4 separate regions of the Homo sapiens genome follow, and regions 2, 3 and 4 are each linked to region 1. The links are chromatin contacts, found by Hi-C or POLR2A ChIA-PET in ENCODE. All regions are on one chromosome and are shown on one strand. The core of a region is the stretch at or near the end of the contact, and the rest is flanking DNA. Distances in the headings are between cores, read along the strand shown. Region 1 holds the start of PGRMC1 (progesterone receptor membrane component 1). Region 2 holds the start of STEEP1 (STING1 ER exit protein 1). Region 3 holds the start of NKRF (NFKB repressing factor). Region 4 holds the start of SEPTIN6 (septin 6).

The links. A loop is a pair of places that touch in the nucleus more often than their neighbours do. ChIA-PET counts read pairs that join two places held with the same protein, here RNA polymerase II (POLR2A). Pooled maps may share reads with other maps.
Region 2: a loop to region 1 is called in a pooled map, with 5 times the contacts of the local background. The contact joins the promoter of STEEP1 here to the promoter of PGRMC1 in region 1. A Hi-C loop is called at or near these places in 1 of 168 maps with a recorded cell type or tissue (CD8-positive, alpha-beta T cell) and 12 of 50 pooled maps. POLR2A ChIA-PET finds 5 or more read pairs at or near these places in 3 of 52 experiments (Panc1, activated T-cell and activated naive CD8-positive, alpha-beta T cell).
Region 3: a loop to region 1 is called in a map of gastrocnemius medialis, with 10 times the contacts of the local background. The contact joins the promoter of NKRF here to the promoter of PGRMC1 in region 1. A Hi-C loop is called at or near these places in 2 of 168 maps with a recorded cell type or tissue (ascending aorta and gastrocnemius medialis) and 11 of 50 pooled maps. POLR2A ChIA-PET finds 5 or more read pairs at or near these places in 2 of 52 experiments (both T-cell).
Region 4: a pooled map shows a loop between it and region 1 (7-fold over the local background). The contact joins the promoter of SEPTIN6 here to the promoter of PGRMC1 in region 1. A Hi-C loop is called at or near these places in 8 of 50 pooled maps. POLR2A ChIA-PET finds 5 or more read pairs at or near these places in 2 of 52 experiments (GM12878 and T-cell).

Annotation. Positions count from the first base shown.
Region 1 is chrX:119,233,148-119,237,845 of GRCh38, forward strand. It overlaps PGRMC1 (progesterone receptor membrane component 1), which reads left to right and starts at 3,138. Exons shown (of 3, transcript NM_006667.5): 1 at 3,138-3,544. The coding sequence starts at 3,217. It also overlaps the pseudogene NUDT19P6. RefSeq lists silencers at 2,861-2,910, 2,941-3,200, 3,601-3,750.
Region 2 is chrX:119,563,461-119,568,060 of GRCh38, forward strand. STEEP1 (STING1 ER exit protein 1) reads right to left here and starts at 1,949. Exons shown (of 7, transcript NM_022101.4): 1 at 1,772-1,949. The coding sequence starts at 1,895.
Region 3 is chrX:119,603,593-119,607,846 of GRCh38, forward strand. It overlaps NKRF (NFKB repressing factor), which reads right to left and starts at 2,832. Exons shown (of 4, transcript NR_163972.1): 1 at 2,139-2,832. RefSeq lists a silencer at 2,366-2,415 and an enhancer at 2,956-3,065.
Region 4 is chrX:119,691,370-119,695,802 of GRCh38, forward strand. SEPTIN6 (septin 6) reads right to left here and starts at 1,799. Exons shown (of 11, transcript NM_145799.4): 1 at 1,707-1,799. The coding sequence starts at 1,736. RefSeq lists enhancers at 813-862, 1,683-1,812 and silencers at 1,353-1,482, 1,993-2,042.

The DNA of each region.
Region 1 (4,698 bases), core at 1,888-4,387:
GAATCAAGAGTGAGGAGAGGGACTTCAGTTGTCTTCTATATCTTCCCATAGTTTGAATTTTCTAACTTTAGACAAATATTACTTTGAAAAAACATTCCAGCAGGGGTTATCTGGGTGGGGAGCTAATGGCTTGGTTTTTGTTTTGTTTTTTTACTCTGTGTCTCTCTTTATTGGAAAAAAATGATAAAACTTTTATTATATAAAATTTCCCCCAGTTTTATAAAACAAAATGTGTGTGTGTGTGTGTGTGTGTGTGTGTGTGTGTGTGTATGTTGCATGTCTGCAAGAATATAAGCCAAACTGCTAATGTATGGGCCTGATTTAAGTACTGTTTGGGGAACTTGGAGAGGGAGAAAGGAGTTTCATTTTTTACTTTATACACTCACGTATTGTTTAAGTTTGTTATAGTGAACATGTATTATCATTCTACATTTTTTTTCAGAAAATAAATAATAAACCATTTTCCCCCCTGAGGTTAAAAGTGACACATGCCCATTGTGGAAAATGTAGAAAGGTATAAGGAAGAAACTAACAATCACAACAGTTAACATTTTAGCATATTTCTTTCCACGCTTTGTTTTATGAATTTTTTGACATAGTTGAGTTCATACTGTATATAGTTTTGTATCCTGTTTTTCCCTCAAGATTAAAACACAAGCGTTTTGCCATGTCATGATTTTTGGTAAAAGAATTTACCAAAACAGTTTTAGTTAAAAGAAGGTAGATTTATTAGATAAAGTAGGAAAATATGTTGTCAGAGAGACAAAGGGCAGCCTGCAAGAGAGAAGCCAACTGCCAGGAGACAAAGGCTTGCTGGAAATTTTATAGGATGGCGTTTATGCTGTCTGTTGAAGAGGTCTTTGTGTAATATTGATAATGCCAAGGTCGCAATGAGCTAACTTACAGGTGTCTGGTGATAGCTGGGCATGGGAAGATTGTGAATTATTTGCGCAGGAAGGCTGCATCTTGGTCATGAAGAAAGGGAGATTTGTAGCTTATTTGCTTTTTCTTTTTGCTATTTCATGCTCCCACCAGCCTGATTCCCTTTCCCTAATTAGGACTCCAGAATGATGATATTTGAATGGCCTTTTAATGGTTTTGTCACAATTCAAGTGAATTAATTCGCCATTTTATTTGAAGTCGGACATTTAGGTTGTTTCCAGTTTTTCTGTATTAAAAATGAATCTCTGCTGAGCATCTTAGTAATGAAATATTTGTCTGCGTTTCTGTCTCCTTGGGATGGATTCCTGAAAATGGAATTACTAGGTCAAAGAGCAGATTTCTAGAAGTGGGATTAATGGATAGAAAATATTTTTATGGATAATAAAAGGTTATACCCAACAGCGTATGTGAGTCTCACCACTCTCTCGCCAATAGTGTGTTATCCTTTTTTTTTTCCCTTTTATCTTTCCTGTAGAAAAGTAGTAGGTGACAGCGGCATCTCCATGCTTTTCTTTTTGTTACTAATGAGACTGAACATTTTTCATATGCTTATTCACCACTGGCATGCTCTCTTTTGTGAACTACCTGTTCCTATTTTTTCCCATTTATTGACTAGAATCTTATACATTTTCTTATCAATCCAAATGATCTCTCAAATAAATATTAACCCTTTGTCATATTAGTTGCAAATGAAAATATTTTATAAGTTTATTAGCTTTCTAAATTTTCTTGGCCATACATGTTAAAAGAGATAGATTCTAACTATAGACAAGTGCCCTCAGTTTGAGCCTGTTTCTCCATGATTAAATTGAAGAGTTTTGACAAAAGATTTGGAGGGGCTGTTTCAGCTAATCCCAAATTTAGCTCTGAGAAAAATGCCTGGGCCCGATACAAAGATTGTTTGGCTCATTGCACTTTATAATGATTTAAGAAGATGTGGGGGGCAGGGATGGAAGCAGTTTTTGCCAGAAATTTTTAGAATTCTGAGGTAGGAAGCCAATCTTTACTCAAGTCTCTTGCGTGTTGGGAGGAGGAGTAAGTTATGTGCAAGCCAACAGAACACTTGGTGGAAAAGTACTGCTCTGGGCTGCAGATGTGTGCACGGCTTGGTTTTAATTATTTGTTTCCCTCTCTATCCTTTCTTCTCCTCCCCTCCCCCCGCCACCAGAAAAAGGGCCAGATTAGGACGAGGCAACCCCTTCCTCCGTGGAGGTCTGCTTCTGTGCAGCCTGTTAGCACATCAAAGGCCGGATGAAATACCTAGGAAAGGAAGGGACCAGGCCTAGGATCCTTCCAAACTCCCGCCTTTGTCTGGGCTCCAGCTCAGGGTTATTGTGACTGCCAAGGGTAGCCTGACAGACTCCAAATAGAAGAACGCTGCCAAACAAAGAAACTTTCACATTATTCTGAGGGGGGAAAAAAGAGCAACAAGAGAACGTTGCTTGTTAATGCCTGGTGACTGAGCAAATCAGTAATTGCAAAAGGGTTTTTCGGAGAACAAACCCAAAGTTAACTGGGCGATCAGATTCGTTTCCCCAGATAATAGGGAGAGTTGTGCACTGACTTTAGCAATCCCGGGGGTGTCGGTCCCACAGCATCTGGGGGAGAATTGGGGAAGGGCCATCAAGGAGAGCGAATGGGGGTTCCCAAGGTGAAAATGAGTCGTGTAGGGCTCTAACATAGAAAATGGAGTTCGAAGAATGAGTTTCCTGTCTCCTAAGACAGCTTGGAGGGCCCGGGAACGGCAGGGGGAAGATGAGGGGCTTCAGAATGGGAGGCAGGGAAAAGCCTGCAGCAACAGAAAGGGAGTCGGTGTCTGGCGCGCATCAGGTGGCGGAGGGGCGCTCGCACAGAGCCCGGCAATGCCGAGGCCCTCCCAACGGGTCGGTCTGCGAGGAGCAAAAAAGGGGTTCAGAGGAGGGCAGCGCGTGCGTCGCGCTCAGCTATAGGATGGCGCGAGGATGGCGTGAGGCTGGGCTGGGGCCTCCCAGGTAGAACTGAGGGGGGCACCGCGCGGCCGCGGGGGAGCGGCGCCGGACTCTAGAGGCTTTGGAGGGGGCCTGAGGGCTGCGGGGCGGGACCGAGCAGGGCGGGGCGCTTAGGTGGCCTCGGGGGAGGCGGGGCTTGGAGGCTCCGCCCCTCAGGCCCCGCCTCCTCCCCGGCTAGTCTTTGGCCGCCGCCGAACCCCGCGCGCCACTCGCTCGCTCAGAGGGAGGAGAAAGTGGCGAGTTCCGGATCCCTGCCTAGCGCGGCCCAACCTTTACTCCAGAGATCATGGCTGCCGAGGATGTGGTGGCGACTGGCGCCGACCCAAGCGATCTGGAGAGCGGCGGGCTGCTGCATGAGATTTTCACGTCGCCGCTCAACCTGCTGCTGCTTGGCCTCTGCATCTTCCTGCTCTACAAGATCGTGCGCGGGGACCAGCCGGCGGCCAGCGGCGACAGCGACGACGACGAGCCGCCCCCTCTGCCCCGCCTCAAGCGGCGCGACTTCACCCCCGCCGAGCTGCGGCGCTTCGACGGCGTCCAGGACCCGCGCATACTCATGGCCATCAACGGCAAGGTGTTCGATGTGACCAAAGGCCGCAAATTCTACGGGCCCGGTACGCGGCCGGCGAGGGGGGCTTGGAGACAAAAGAAGGGGGCCCCGGCACGGGGCTGGGCGGGAGAGAGGCGAGGCGGGAGCGGGGCGCCCCTGAGTGGAGGGAGGAATGGCGGCGAGCTAGGGTAGGCGGGTAGGCGGGCAGGCGGAGAGCCGGGAGGCTCCCGGGGCGGGCAGGGAACAAGAGGCGCTCTAGAGGGGCTGCGGGCCAGTCAGGGACGCGGATCCCCGGCCCGCGCTGACAGCGCTGGGAGGGGGTTAGAGAAAGAAGGCTGAGGCGCTTAAGCCGGGGGTGGGTGGGACCACGAAGCTCGAAGGCGTTGAGGGGGGACACATCAAAGCCCAGGCTGTTGGGGTAGTTTTCGAAGGTCCTGGGCTTGGGGATTCCTGGAAGGAGGAGGGGGTAGTGTCGGGTTCTAGGAAGGAAATGAGGGTGTTCCGAGGGAGGCATGGGGGAGGGCGAGAGTGAGAAAAGGTCCAGACCTAGAGAAGACGGGAAGGCCAATGACACCGGGAGTAGGTTTGAAATATGAGGGTGTGGGAGAAAACGCCGAGACGGGATTAGCAGCAGGTAAAAGCTTTGTGCCCGGTGGATAGTGATGTGTGTGTGCACTCGTGGTGTGTGCATGCGCGGTGTGTGCGTGTTTAGTGTATGTGATTTATCAGGGGTGTGTGTGTGTGGTGTGTGCATGCGCGCTTGAAATGGGTCATGCGTCAGGTATGTGTGTGGCATGTGTTTGGTCTGTGTGCGCTTGTGCTGTGTGTGGCAGATGGGGAAAGGCTGGAAGGTGAACAAGGAGGAAGGGGGCTGTTTGAGGGAGGAATAAAGGCTGAATATGGTGGACAATGGTAACGTGGCAAGCTTTTAAGGTAATATGGTATTTAGTCTATAGCAGGAGAGAAAGGATTAGAAGCCAAGAAAAATTAAAATGGAGGGAGGGAGAAGTGGGAGGATACCAAGAAACAAAAGGAGTAGAGCTAAGAAGACTGCTGGGTGGGGGGATATCAGGAAAAGCCAACCAGAGGGAAATGAAGAATGGATGACTGCTGCACTGCTGAGCTGTTGGAGAAGGCAGGCCTGATGGGTTCCTTAGAGGCGAGGTTTTTGCAAACCTGGTTGCGTATCAGAATCACCTGATGCATCTGAGGAAAAAT
Region 2 (4,600 bases), core at 699-3,198, 330 kb after region 1:
TCGCTTGAACCTGGGAGGTGGAAGTTGCAGTGAGCCGAGATCGCACCACTGCACTCCAGCCTGGGCAAGAAGAGCGAAACTCCATCTCAAAAAAAAAAAGAAAAAAAAAAAAACTAGCCGGGCCTGGTGGCGCACACTACTTGGGAGGCTGAGGCAGGAGAATCGCTTGAACCTGGGAGGCGGAAGTTGCAGTGAGCTGAGACCGCGCCACAGCACTCCAGCCTGGGTGACAGAGTGAGACTCCCTCTGTCTCAAAAAGAAAAAGGAATGGAGGTGGTAAGAAGCAGTCAGATCCTGCATACATTTTCACGAAAGCACCTGCAGGATTTCCTGATGGACTGGACAGATGTAAGGTACGTGACAGACAGAAGTCAAGACTGATTCCAGGTTTTGGTCTGAGATACTGGATGAATAGTTGTACTACTGACTGCAATAGGGATGACTATAAGAGGAGCAATTGGAGAGGGGGTGTAGAGGGTCATGAACTCAATTTTCAGCACGATATATTTGAGAGGCCCATTAGACATTCAAGTGGAGATGTTGAATAGGCAATTGGAGTCTCAGGAGAGGTGCAGGTTAAAGATGAACATCTGGGAGTTACCAGCATGTCAGTTGTATTTAAAGCTTGGGAATGAATGAGATCACCTAGGGGGTGGGTACAGAGTGAGAACAGGTGAGAGTACTGAGCTATAGGGCCTTGGAATGCCTAAAAGTCTGAGAGAGAAAAGGGAGCCAGACAAGGGGAAAAATCTAAGGCTGGGCGCGGTGGCTCACGCCTGTAATCCCAGCACCTTGGGAGGCCGAGGCGGGTGGATCACGAGGTCAGGAGTTCGAGACCAGCCTGGCCAACGTAGTGAAACCCCCGTCTCTACTAAAAACACAAAAATTAGCCGGGCATGGTGGCGGGCGCCTGTAATCCCAGCTACTCGGGAGGCTGAGGCAGGAGAATCACTTGAATCCGGGAGGCAGAGCTTGCAGTGAGCCGAGATTGCACCACTGCACTCCAGCCTGGGCAGCAGAGTGAGACTCCATCTGAAAAAAAAGGGGGGGGGGAAATACGAGGTAGGAGGAAAATCAAGTGAGTATGGAGTCTTGGAAGCAAATAAAAAACATGTTGCAAAAGGAATGAAATGATTACCTCTGTCAAATGCCACTGACAGAATTAAAATGAACATTGATAACTGACCACTAGAACTGTTAACATGGAGCCAAATACGGTTAAGATGATGAGGTGGGAAGGAAAGCCTACCTGAAGTGAGGTCAGGAGAGAATTAGAAGTCAGGATGCAGAGACAGCCAATATAGGCAACTCTTTTGAGAAGCTTTGCTATAAAAGAAGCAACGAAATGGGGTTATAGCTGGAGGGGAATACAGGATCGAGGGAGGGTTTTATTTTCGTTTGCTGTGAGGTAAGAGCAACTGCAGCATCTTGGTATCCAGCAGAAAAGTTATAAAGCTTCTAGAGGCAGTAGTTTTTGAAGACAGTGGATTAAGAGGGAAATACAATATGTTTGTGTTTCTATTTTTGTTCTCCTGAAGGAGTTTAGTTTTGAGGAAGGTCTGGATACAGAGTCACAAGGCTAAACAAAAAGCAGGAAAAAAAAAAATGCCCTGGAGTGGGGCGGGGATGCGTAGGGAGGATTTAGTCGGAGAGAGAAAACCCACCAATCTTCGTTGAGAAGTGGCTCCCAGATCACAGCCAGAGGAAATTCGCCTTCAAGAACCCGAAGTCTGGCTCCTTGCAGACGCCCCCGCAGTTCCCGGCTACTCACCCAGCACTAGGACCATCTGGCCGCACAAACAGTAGTAAACATGGAGGGGCTTCTCGCCGTCGTCATATTCCTCCCGGTCCCGAGTGTCAGAGCAGACTACTGACCGAGACACTACTTTCGGCATGATTCCCAAGAGCAATCTGAAAACTCTACGCCAAGAAGAGGGTCGCCCCGAAATGACGTCACGAGTGCGCCTTGCACCTTTTCCTTGTGGCTACGCTGGTCACGTGTTAGCAGAAGTCTTATAAACTTCCGGGCTGTCCTATCAGGCTAAGATATACGGGGGTGCGCCTGGAGCCTCCCAGAACCTACTTTGTCTTGGCCAAGTTAGCTGGGACTCCTGTGATCTGGGAGTCACTTCTCAATGAAGATTGGTGGGCTTTCTCACAACACCCTTAATATTATATAAATTCTTTACATTTCTATAACGCATGCATTTATATGTATATATACACATATGTATATATAAGACCAGCTAAATAAAGGACTATGCATTATATAGTTTATATTATATATATATATATATATATATGATACTGATTTGGGTGTGTTTCTAAATATGATTGTGATTTTAATGACTATTCCAGATGAGTACATAATTTTTTAGGTATCTTATTTTTTAGTTGATATAATTCACGTAACATAAAATTCACCCTTTTAAAATGTGTAATTGGGTGTTTTTTAGTGTATTCACAAAGTTGTGTAACCATCACCACTAATTCCAGAACATTTCCATCATCTCAAAAAGAAATCTTATACCCATTAGTAGTCACCACGACCCGCACATCCCCCACCTTCCCAGCCCACGGCAACCACTAATCTACTTTTTATCTCTATGGATTTGCCTATTCTGGACATTTCATATAAATGGAATCCTACAATATGTGGCCATTTGTCTGGCTTCTTTCATTTACCATAATGTTTTCAAGGTTCATCCATGTTACAGTACTTCTTTCCTTTTTATGGTTGAATAATATTTCATCATATGGATATATCACATTTTGTTCATTCATCAATTGGCAGACAACGGGGATGTTTTCACTTTTTGGTTATTATATAGATAATGCTGCTATGAACATTCATGTACAAGAATACTTCCACCGCAAATTTGTGTGGGAATATAAATCTGGATTTTTAACTTTTGACAGCACGAGAAGTGATTAAAGCACCTTGACACTGTTTGTGATTCAAACAATGTGGGATGTCATTGAATGACTTTACTGCAGTACAGGTTTCAGGTATAAACACTGTTTTGCCTTGTAATTTTAGGTTAAATTCATTAAGGAACATTACTAAGTCTATGGCAAAAGCCATTTTTTAAAACTATTCATGTTCAATAATAGTGGTCAAGGGTGGGGTTCTTCTCATTTAGAAAATTTTCTAAAATTTTGAATTCAAATTCAAATTCAAATTTTCTAAAATCTTGAACTCCTGACCTCGTGATCCACCCACCTTGGTCTCCCAAAGTGCTGGGATTACAGGTGTGAGCCACCGCGCCCAGCTGAACTTCACTGTTGACACTACTGTCAAGAATAACACAAGACAGATTCAAGTTTGTTTGTTTGTTTGTTGCAAAGTACCTGCTGTTTAATAATACAATTAATAACTACAGGATTTTAAACAACTTACATTTTGACAAGTATTGTACATTTGTCTAAACCTTTTCTGCTCCATACATATTTGTAATACATCTTAGCAAATTATGCTTTAGACTGAATTGAATTAGTGTTTTCCTGACTTCTTTGAAATACTCTCATCTGCAGTTGTTCCACACAAGACCATACACCCAGGCCAATTTTTTTTTTTTTTTTTTTTTTTGAGACAGAGTCTGGCTCTGTCACCCAGGCTGGCTGGAGTGCAGTGGCACAATCTTGGCTCACTGCAACCTCCACCGCCCAGGTTCAATCAACTCTCCTGCCTCAGCCTCCTGAGTAACTGGGATTACAGGCACATGCCACCATGCCTGGCTAATTTTTTTTTTTTTTTTTTTTTTTGTATTTTTAGTAGAGGCAGGGTTTCACCATGTTGGTCAGGCTGATCTCAAACTCCTCACCTCAAGTGATCTGCCCACATCGGCCTCCCAAAGTGCTGAGATTACAGGCGTGAGCCACCACGCCCGGTCCAATTCTTCAGTCACTTTAAAGTCAACATTGACTCCTTGAGTAAAAAACAACAACTGAGTAATATTGGTAAACATTCATCAGGAGCCAAGGAAAACCACTTGAAATCATTTGCTTTGTTTTTGTTTTTGTTTTTGAGACAGGGTCTTGCTCTGTCACCCAGGCTGGAGTGCAGTGGCATGATCACAGCTCACTGCAGCCTCAAACTCCTGGGCTCAAGTGATCCTCCCACCTTAGCCTCCCTAGTAGCTGGGACCACACATGCACACCACCACATCGGCTATTTTTTTTTTAATTTTTTTGTAGAGACAAGGTCTTGCTGTGTTGCCCAGGGTAGTCTTGAACTGTTGGGCTCAAGCAATCCTTCTGCTGCAGGCTTTCAAAGTGCTGAGATTACAGGTGTGAGCCACCGTGCCTTGCCCTTTTTTGTTTGTTTGTTTTTGTTTTGATGTTGATTTCAATGTCCTCAACTCTTAGAGCCACTGTTCTTGCTGAAAGGTGAATAGTCTTCACAAGTTTTATTTTTCTTGAGCCTATTTCTTTGACTTCTGCAGCCAAACACAATTTAGCTCAGTATCAGTAAATGACTTTCCTTGGTTGGCTAACAAAGGAGCCACTCAGAAACTTACTTTGACTATAGGCTTATTTTTATTTTTTCCTTTTTGGGGGGGGCGGGGGATGGAGTCTCGCTCTCTCGCCCAGGCTGGAG
Region 3 (4,254 bases), core at 1,582-4,081, 370 kb after region 1:
TAAGCTATTTGATAATGTAATGGCAATTCTTGTATTAACTAAACTGACTTAGCTACAATGTAACATGGTGTACATACATAGTATGTACAATGTAGCATACATAGTATCCACAGATGCACCTGTGTGCACACACAACAGCCTGCAATTCTTGAGCCTTTAACACCAACTACCATTGGCCTACTTTGTGTTTTTAATGCCCTGGTTATGTACAAGGGTGTTGTTCTTGGAATTAAATCCTGAGATATAATGATGTGGCTTATGTTCAGTTACTTGCTTTCACTCATGATCCATCCTTCCCAAATATGGCAGCTGTGGCTCAGTGGAAAGAGCATCAGTCTGGGTATCAGAAGACCTAGGTCCTAGCCCCAGCTGTAAGACCTTGGAAACGTCACTTAACTTCTTGGCCTCCACTGATTTAGCAGTAAAAATGAGATGCCACCTAATCCCCAAAGTTGTTGTAGGAAATGAAATAATAAATATTTAAAATGTGTTGTACATCATAAAGCTGTATACATCCACTCACTCCACACACATTTATTGAGCAGCTATTATTTAGCAGGCAATCTTCTAGGCACTGAGGATAAAGGTGTAAACAAGAAAGCAAAATCCCTATCCTTAAGGGAGCTTCCATTCTAGTGGGAAGGTAAGATTTATTATTAACACAAAGGATAGTTATCCTCATTTAAGTTTTTGTTTTTATTTTAAGGATTCAGATTTCCGACAGCCTTCTGTGATATTATGGAGACTTACGATTATAGGATAAAGGTAACTTTTGAACTCAAGAACAACACTGTTAGGCAAAGGTCAAGTAGATTTATCTGACTTGTTCAATAACTAAGGCTTCTTCAGTTGTAACCAGTTCCTCCTAATCATTATCTCTGGAGGTAGAAATTATGCTAACCTTGAGAAGACAGAAAAGTAATGTCTGTGATGAGAGCAAAGTATATCACACTGAATGCCATGTTCAATAATTAAGGGCAGGAGGAGACAATCCTATTTTTCTGCATCTGTTACAGTCACTCCTGGAACTGAACTGGCCAAAATTGACATGATCATATTCCAGAATCTCTCACCCTTCCTGATTTAAAAAAAAACAAAAACAAAAACAAAAACAAAAAACTATGATTGCAGGAATGTCAAAAGAAGTCGTCTCCCAATCTATCAAAGAATGAATAGTCTAGTATAGGGCCGATTTAGGGGTTCTGAAGGACAGAGGTCCAAGTAGCCTCTTCAAAAAAAAAAAACAAACAAAACACGCTGCGTTGGAACCATACTGCAGTCTCCATTGAATGCAAAGAGCTTTCAAAGAGGCCTGTTCAAAACGTCACCAGGTTCTAGGAAAGGGGGGAAAAACAAACACACACACACCCCCACCCCCACCACAGACACACACACCTAAAACCTCACTCAGAGCCAAATGTTAATCCTTCTGATCCCATTTAGGGTAAAAAGAGGGCAATCCATTTTTACAGTAGATATATCCATTTCTTTGTTTGAGTCCAGACACATTATGCGCAAATCTACAAGCAAGGCTGACGCTGCTGCGGCTCAGAGAGCTGATACGTACCGCCTCCCCAGGAGAAGACAGTAAGACCCTGCTAGGGGGCTGCAAGTAGAGGGGGGTATTTAAGAGGAATGGAAAAAGAGAGTGGTCAGGAGGAGACTAGAACAGTGGGGTCCCCTCGCCCTTCCCCCACAACTCCAACTGTCGAATATATTCTCTGCGGATACTGCATCCTTGGAAGGCCCTACGCAGGTCCGAGATGCTGCTATTCATCATTCCCCACGTCCTCTAATACCGCCACCAACTACAATGACCACCTCTCAATAATCCTCTTCTAGGCGCTGCTTCATCTCCATCCCTGGTCCTGGAGAGGCCGCTTCCGCGATCTCTGCACCCTCCTAGCTGTTATGTCATGCCCAGCCACCACAGTCGGCCACCCCACCCCCAGGCCAATAGTGATCCCTCTAGTGCCCTCCAGCACCTCCAAATCTCCAGCCTCCAACCTATCCTCCGCATCCCGCCCCCGTCCCTATCCCAACCACCATCATCGATCCCTCCAGCGCCGTCCCTAACCCGATCCCCCATCACCGATCTCTCACCCCCGTCCCTAACCCGACACCCACACCTTCCTCACCTGCAGCCCAGGAAGACGTGGTTGGTCCAGGCGGCGGAGAGCGCGAGGAGCTGGTCGAGGGCAGCCCCGGGATAGCTGTGCAGGTGCCGACAGATGAAGCTGCGCCGCAGAGCCCACTGCCAGTCACTTTCGTGGCTATAGCGCCACTGCTCCAGCACTGGCTCGGGCGGGGGCGGCGGGAGGGGCGGCAGCGGCGGCGGCGGGAGGGGGGGCAGCGGCGGCGCGACAGGAAGTCGCCCCCCAACAGCAGACGTCCTCCAGCCATCTTCTCCGCCCCCAAGCAGGGACCCCAGGGACGAAGCCGACTACGGACCGCGAGCTAGGCAGCTAGCAAGCGGGCGGAAACGGGGGGCCGGTGGGAGGGGCCGGGTAAGGAGGGGCGCGCTGAGGGGAGAAGATCAACTCTCGGGGGGACTGGAGTGTGTGCGTGGGGGCCACCGTTAGGAGGAAAAGAGGAGCACGAGCTCGCGTCCCGACACTGGGATGCACGTCCCCTACACTCCTCTAACTCGTGGAGGAGCAGAAGGGCTTCCGCCGCACTCACGCGCGAGCCGGGGAGGCCGAGTCAGGCTCCGCACCTCCACGGATCCGCAGACCCACGCACTGCGCGGAGAGCGATAAAAGACCCCAGCACGCTCTGCTCCCCTCCTCTAGGTTCTAGCCTACCTACCCGCGTGCCGTCCGGGGTTGTGAGGCCAGTGCGCTTGCGCCGCGGCTGTTCCCTAACTTCCAAATCCCGTCGCAGAATCTCGCGCGACGTACTTTTTTCCCTCCAGTGACGACTACGGGCCTTTGACGCACTACGGTGACAAGCGGAGGGCGGGGACTCCAGAAAGGGAATTTAGGAAGGTTCTCTGAGGTTCGAGAATATGGTTAGAAGGTGCCCTCAGATGAATGTTGGTAGCCCACGGCTCGTCTGACGCTTTTCCCTGGATTTTTAAGCGGCGCGACAGTGAGACCATGTTCCTTGTAAGGGATTTAGGTCTGCACTGGACTTTACATTAAAACAAAACAAAACAGTCAGCTCCCCGAGGTGCCTTTTCTTCAGAGAGTAGCTTGAAATGCTCTGTGCATCGTGCATCATTAGCTTTGTGTAATAGCTTACTGCGGAAACGTAGTAAAAATGAAACACTTGCCAAGAAAATCATCCACAGCGCCGCTTCTCAAGTTAGCCAGTTTCAAGTCCATACTGTATCCCAATTACGAACACAGATACTGTTTACACAGTTCTGATCACGATTGCAAGTCTGTATTTCACGTATCAACTTAAGTGCAAAAGATTACAAGATACAAAAGGGGCCCACAGAAGAGGGTACTGCAAGGTAGAGCCGCTCAATCACTGTAGCCAAATGTATCACTCCACCCGGAGTCAGCTTCACTCAATAACTTCAGTCCCTATCTGCCAACCTGTGTCACGAAAGCAGTTAATCAATGAGTGTCTGTCGGCGGGAATTTACACAGCACCTACTGTGTGCTCAATACAGCAAGAGTACAAAAAAGAAGGAAAGAAAGTGGGTTTTCTCTGTTGTCCTGGAATTGACTACAATCTTGGTGGGGAGAAATAGCCCTGCATAAAACTAAATGTTCCACCAGGAGCCGGACCATTGGATGAGGTGGCTTTAACACACTACCATCTTTAACTCTTTAATGACGTATTTCTAATTATATGACACTTTATGTTAGGGGTGTATTAGACTGAGAGGAGCAGAAGATAACAGCACTTTACACACTTTCATAATTTATTTCCACGTCTGTCTTTCTCCGTGGTGGGCATTCATGTTTATTGGGGTAACAATCGAAATGTTTTTAAAAAGTTCACAAGGTGATACATGCTGTGAAGAAAATAAAACAGGCTGGGTGCGGTGGCTCACGCCTGTAATCCCAGCACTTTGGGAGGCCGAGGCAGGAGGATTACTTGAGGTCAGGAGTTCGAGACCAGCCTGGCCAACATGGTGAAACCCCTGTCTCCACTAAAAATACAAAAATTAGCCGGGCGTGGTGGCAGGCGCCTGTAATCCCAGCTACTCCGGAGGCTGAGGCAGGAGAATCGCTTGAACCCGGGAGGCAGAGGTTGCAGTGAGCCAATATCGCGCCACTACACTCCAGCCTGGGCAAC
Region 4 (4,433 bases), core at 549-3,048, 460 kb after region 1:
CCCAGAGATTAATTCCTCTACTTCAGCTATACCATCTCTGAAATGCAGGTAACCAGGAGCAGAAAAGCCACAGCAGAAAAGAGGGAGCCCTCAAAACACTAAAGCAATAAACAACGAGAGTGCCAATCTTGGGGGAAGAAAATTCTCTCAAATTGCATCATCACAGAGAATGTCCCCTGTCTACTCCTGGTCCTTCCACAACATGACTGCATAAAGTGCTCTGTGCTAGGGTGTGCAGGGGGTGGAGGAGGTTCCGAAGAAATGATCCTGCCCTTCCAAACAGGGACAAAAGAGACATTAATACATATTCTGTAGAGAAAATATTATCAGATTCTGGCTTCAGATTTTGTAAAATCAATTTCAATTACACCAAATACCTAGAGGCTTTTTTTTTGTACTGTAGTTGCATTGCATGAACTATTTTCCTAAATAAGTAAGCTACAAGGTTGAAAAACATTTTTATGTGGTTCAGAGATTTTCGTCAAGTAGTATGTGGTGTCATGGGATTTGACCTACCTCTGTCTCCCACTCCTTCCTCACCTCGGGGTGCTGGTGGGCTTATTAAAGTCCCAGATACCCATGGATGAATAGAATAGCTAGGGTGTCCCCCCCAAATGGAATTCATCGCCCTTTGCAACCAAACTTCTGGTTTAAAAAACAAACATGGAGCCTCAGGTCACTTCAACATGGTTTCTCTGCACATCCCAGGCTGGAAAACTTCAGTTCTTTAAATGAAGATTTTTTTTTTCCCAGAGTCGGTCGCCAACAAAAAAAGAGACGGCACCGCTTTTGCGAGTCTCACACTTATTTTCCTGAGTCTCCATAGAAAGAAGCCAGCTCCACAGGTTTTGGCACACAAGCCCAGTTACACTGAACATGCACCCGAGACAGATCCTCAGAGGCCCGCTCCAAAACATGCCAAAATACGCAGCCAGCCACCTACAGGCCAGCCAACTGCACCCCACACTGACGCACAAATGAGACCCAGAGGCACACAGCACAAGCAGACAGAGAGGCGTTCGGACACACACCACAGAGGTGAGCACACTCAGAGAAACACGCGGACTTCTTTGGGTCACAGACAGAACCCCGGCGCCGCCGCCGCCCGCCCGGGAAGACACGAGCGCGCGCGCGTGCACACATACGCGCACACCGATACACACACAGACGCAGTCACATATGTAATGCATATAGAGAAACCCTATCCCAGCCAGTCACCTCCCCGCCCCCCTCGCCACTCACCGCCTTCTGCCCCAGGCTAACCCCAGCCCCGCGCCTCTTTGCCTGTGCGGTCCCGGGTCACAACGGGCAGCCGTGCGCAGGGGCGCGGCAAGGCCAGGGTGCCAGGGACCCGGAGGGCTCGGCGGCTCCTACGGCCATTCATTCGGCAACGCCCCAGCCGTGGGGCCGCAGCTGCAGCGAGGGAGGCGGTGGCGCTCACTGCGGCTCTTGGGCAATGCAAGTTCAGCCGCCGGCCCGCAGGTTTTGCCTGCCCCCCTGCCGCCCCCCGCCCCCCGCGCGCCACCACCGTTTTCCGGGACAGGCTGAGGGACTGAGCTGCTGACCCCGGGAGCAGAAGTCCCACCGTGCCCTTGGCTCCTGGATGCTGCCCACTGCCCTCCTCGCGATGTGGCGGCGGCGGCCAGGTCTCCTTGACCCTCACCAGGCCCTCGGCCCCGGCCCTGGCACCCAAGCTCTGCACTTACCACCTGGCGAGCTATATCGGTCGCTGCCATCGCTCCTGCGTCCGCCAGGGCTGCCACGGGTGCCGCCGCAACGGGAGCTACTGCACAGGAAACAGAGGAGCTCCTCCGACAAAGAGAAAGTGTTACACTTCGGGCGCGACCAAGTCCGGTGGGGGGAGGTGCAAGGGAGGGGCCCCCTCGCCGCTGCTCCAACCCCAACCTCCCCTCTACCGCCCACCCCTTGAAAGTAGGGTATGGAGAGGGGGCGGATTTAACGCGCCGCTTCCCCCTATGGCCAGACCAGTTCCAGTTCTTCCTGCAACCCCAGCCATAGGCTTCTACGAAGGGGGGCGGGGGCTCCCCTCGGTGACCACGTCCTCTGCCCCCCCCGCCACTTGGCTCCGTGGTACGTCCCGACCTCTGCTGAATTGTCACACCCCCCTGCTCTCCTTTACATCCCTAAGTCCCCAGACCCCGAAGGCTGGAAGGGAGCCCCCGCCCCTCCCCCCTCCCATACTCTGCTCAGCGGCCGAGCTCTGCAGTTCTCCTCCCGGCCCCCGTTACCCCCCTTCCTTTCCACCGAGATCCCAAGGTGCTTAGATGGGTGCGCCTTGGCCGCTGGAGTCTCGATGCCCCACTGTCGTGTCTCCCTCCCTCCATGGCCCGGGAGCGCAGCTGCGGCCGAGGTACCGGGGAGGCCTGCGGCACCTGCCGCTCCACAGTAGAGCTTAGAAAGGGGGCCCGTGGGGGGAGCCGCACTGCAGCCCGGCAACTGAGCTGAGCTGTGGCATGTGGGGTCCGAGGCTAGAGGTCTTGAGACGCTGCTTCTGCCCTGGGGTTTCCAAGCCTTGGGTGCTGTGGGCTGTAATTTCGTGGAGCCAAGCTCACCACCTTTGGGTACCTAGTACAGACGGAACCCACGCCTCCTCTCTCCGACCCAGCCCTAGACGCTCAGCAAGACCACCCACCCCTTCTAGTACCAGAGGAAGGGCTGGAGATGAAGGTTCTCAGCTCTATGGAGCGAAATGGAGGGGCGGGTGACGGGGAGCGGCCTCCAGTCACTCTGTCCCGCCCCCTGATTTCTCCTTGACCCTCATTCAGCCCGGGACAAGGCGGCCAATAGGGCGCAGAGGAGAGAACTTCCGAAGGCAGGGGTGCGCCCGCCCGCCCTCCTTATCCCCGTGGCCCACCTCCGCGGGTCCTCTCTCGTGGGCACCTCTCCACTTCTCCGGCCTTGGCGCCCTCCCCTCTCTCTTGGGACTGGCCTCTTGCTAGCTCCCTGTCACTGGAGCACGCTGGCAGATTTGGCATGCCCGAGGCCCCAGCGGGAGGGACAGTACATTCCACTCCTCAAAAGGGCAGGTTCCCTGGTGTGGGAGAGAGACCTGGGCCCGCCAGAGGGACCCCAGATGGGGGAGGGGATGACAAGGCTATGGAGGAAACCCGGGCCCAAGAGGGGGCCCCAATGGAGCATGGAAGATGACCCCGTAAAGGCCCAAGGCTGGAGCAGCTGAGGAGGAGGCAGGAGAGAGGGAAAAAGAAAAGAAGGAACCAGGGAGAGAGAGGAAGAAGGGACTCGATCCAGAGGCCCTGGTCTCGGAGAAGTCAGGGAAGACAAGAAAATGGAGTAGCCAAAGAAGAGCATGCCTGGCACTTGGTTCCACCTGCTGGATGGAGCTTCTCACACTCTCTCGGGAAGCCCTTTATGTATGTACCCTGTGCGCCTGGAGAACAAGGACTCAGCAAACGCATCCCAGGGCCGAGTGCAGGGCCTCGCAGTCAGGAGGCACTCTATTAAGCTGAGGGCAGAGAACTTGGATGCGTGCGAGGGGGGCGGGGAGAAGAAAGAAGAGACACAGTGAGGGAATAGCAGTAAGGACAGTCATGAAGAGCCAAGTATTCAGGGAGCGCCACTGTGCGCCTTCATTGTGCTGGAGACCCAGGAGCGGCCTAAAGAGAAGAGCCTGGCAAAATCAGGGATCAGCGCAGAGGAGCTCCGCGAGACAGAAGGCGCAGGCCATAGGGCGGATGGCGGTGGCAAGGAAGAGGGGCAGCTGGAGTCTTTCAGACTCTCTGGAGCTTTGGGGCAGGGCCTGAGCCCTGGACTGGGTTGGCAGTGACACGGGGGACCAGTGCTATATCTGAGGAACCACGGTGAGGCTTGGGCCCCAACCGCATGGGGGCGGGGAGTCAGAGGTGACTGGCGGCTTCCAGGCTGGGTGTCTGGGACAGGGCTCTTCCCTGGCAAAGGCTAGGGCGTGGTGGACTGAAAGGCCCCGAGGTCACTAGCCCCGATCTGGACTTGGGGTTTGGGTGGTGGTGGGACAAAAGGGGAGAATTTGGAAGCCAGAGCAGAAAGCTGCTGCCGGAACGGGAGGGGACTGGAGGGCTGCGGGTCTCCCGGGAGAATCCCCCACGCACTGCCCCGCCCGCCTTAGCACTCCTCGCGGACTGAAGCTCCGTACTTACCGGCCCAGCGCTGGGGGCACCTGAGCACGGAATCCTTGGTGTCTCATCCATATGCCCCATTCGGCCCTCCTGTCCCTAGAGACTACCAGAACCTCACTGCGTCCTCCTCCTCCAAAACGCTGAACCTCGAAGACCTGAACTAAGTGCTTAATTCAAGTCTCCTGGGACCCTTTGGTTCCTCCAATACCTGCCCACCTGCGGCTACAAGTCCCTCCTGGGGCCTGGGCCTCCAGCCTCCTTCGGTGGGGTGTGGGTCAGTGTGTGTGTTGGTCTTGATGT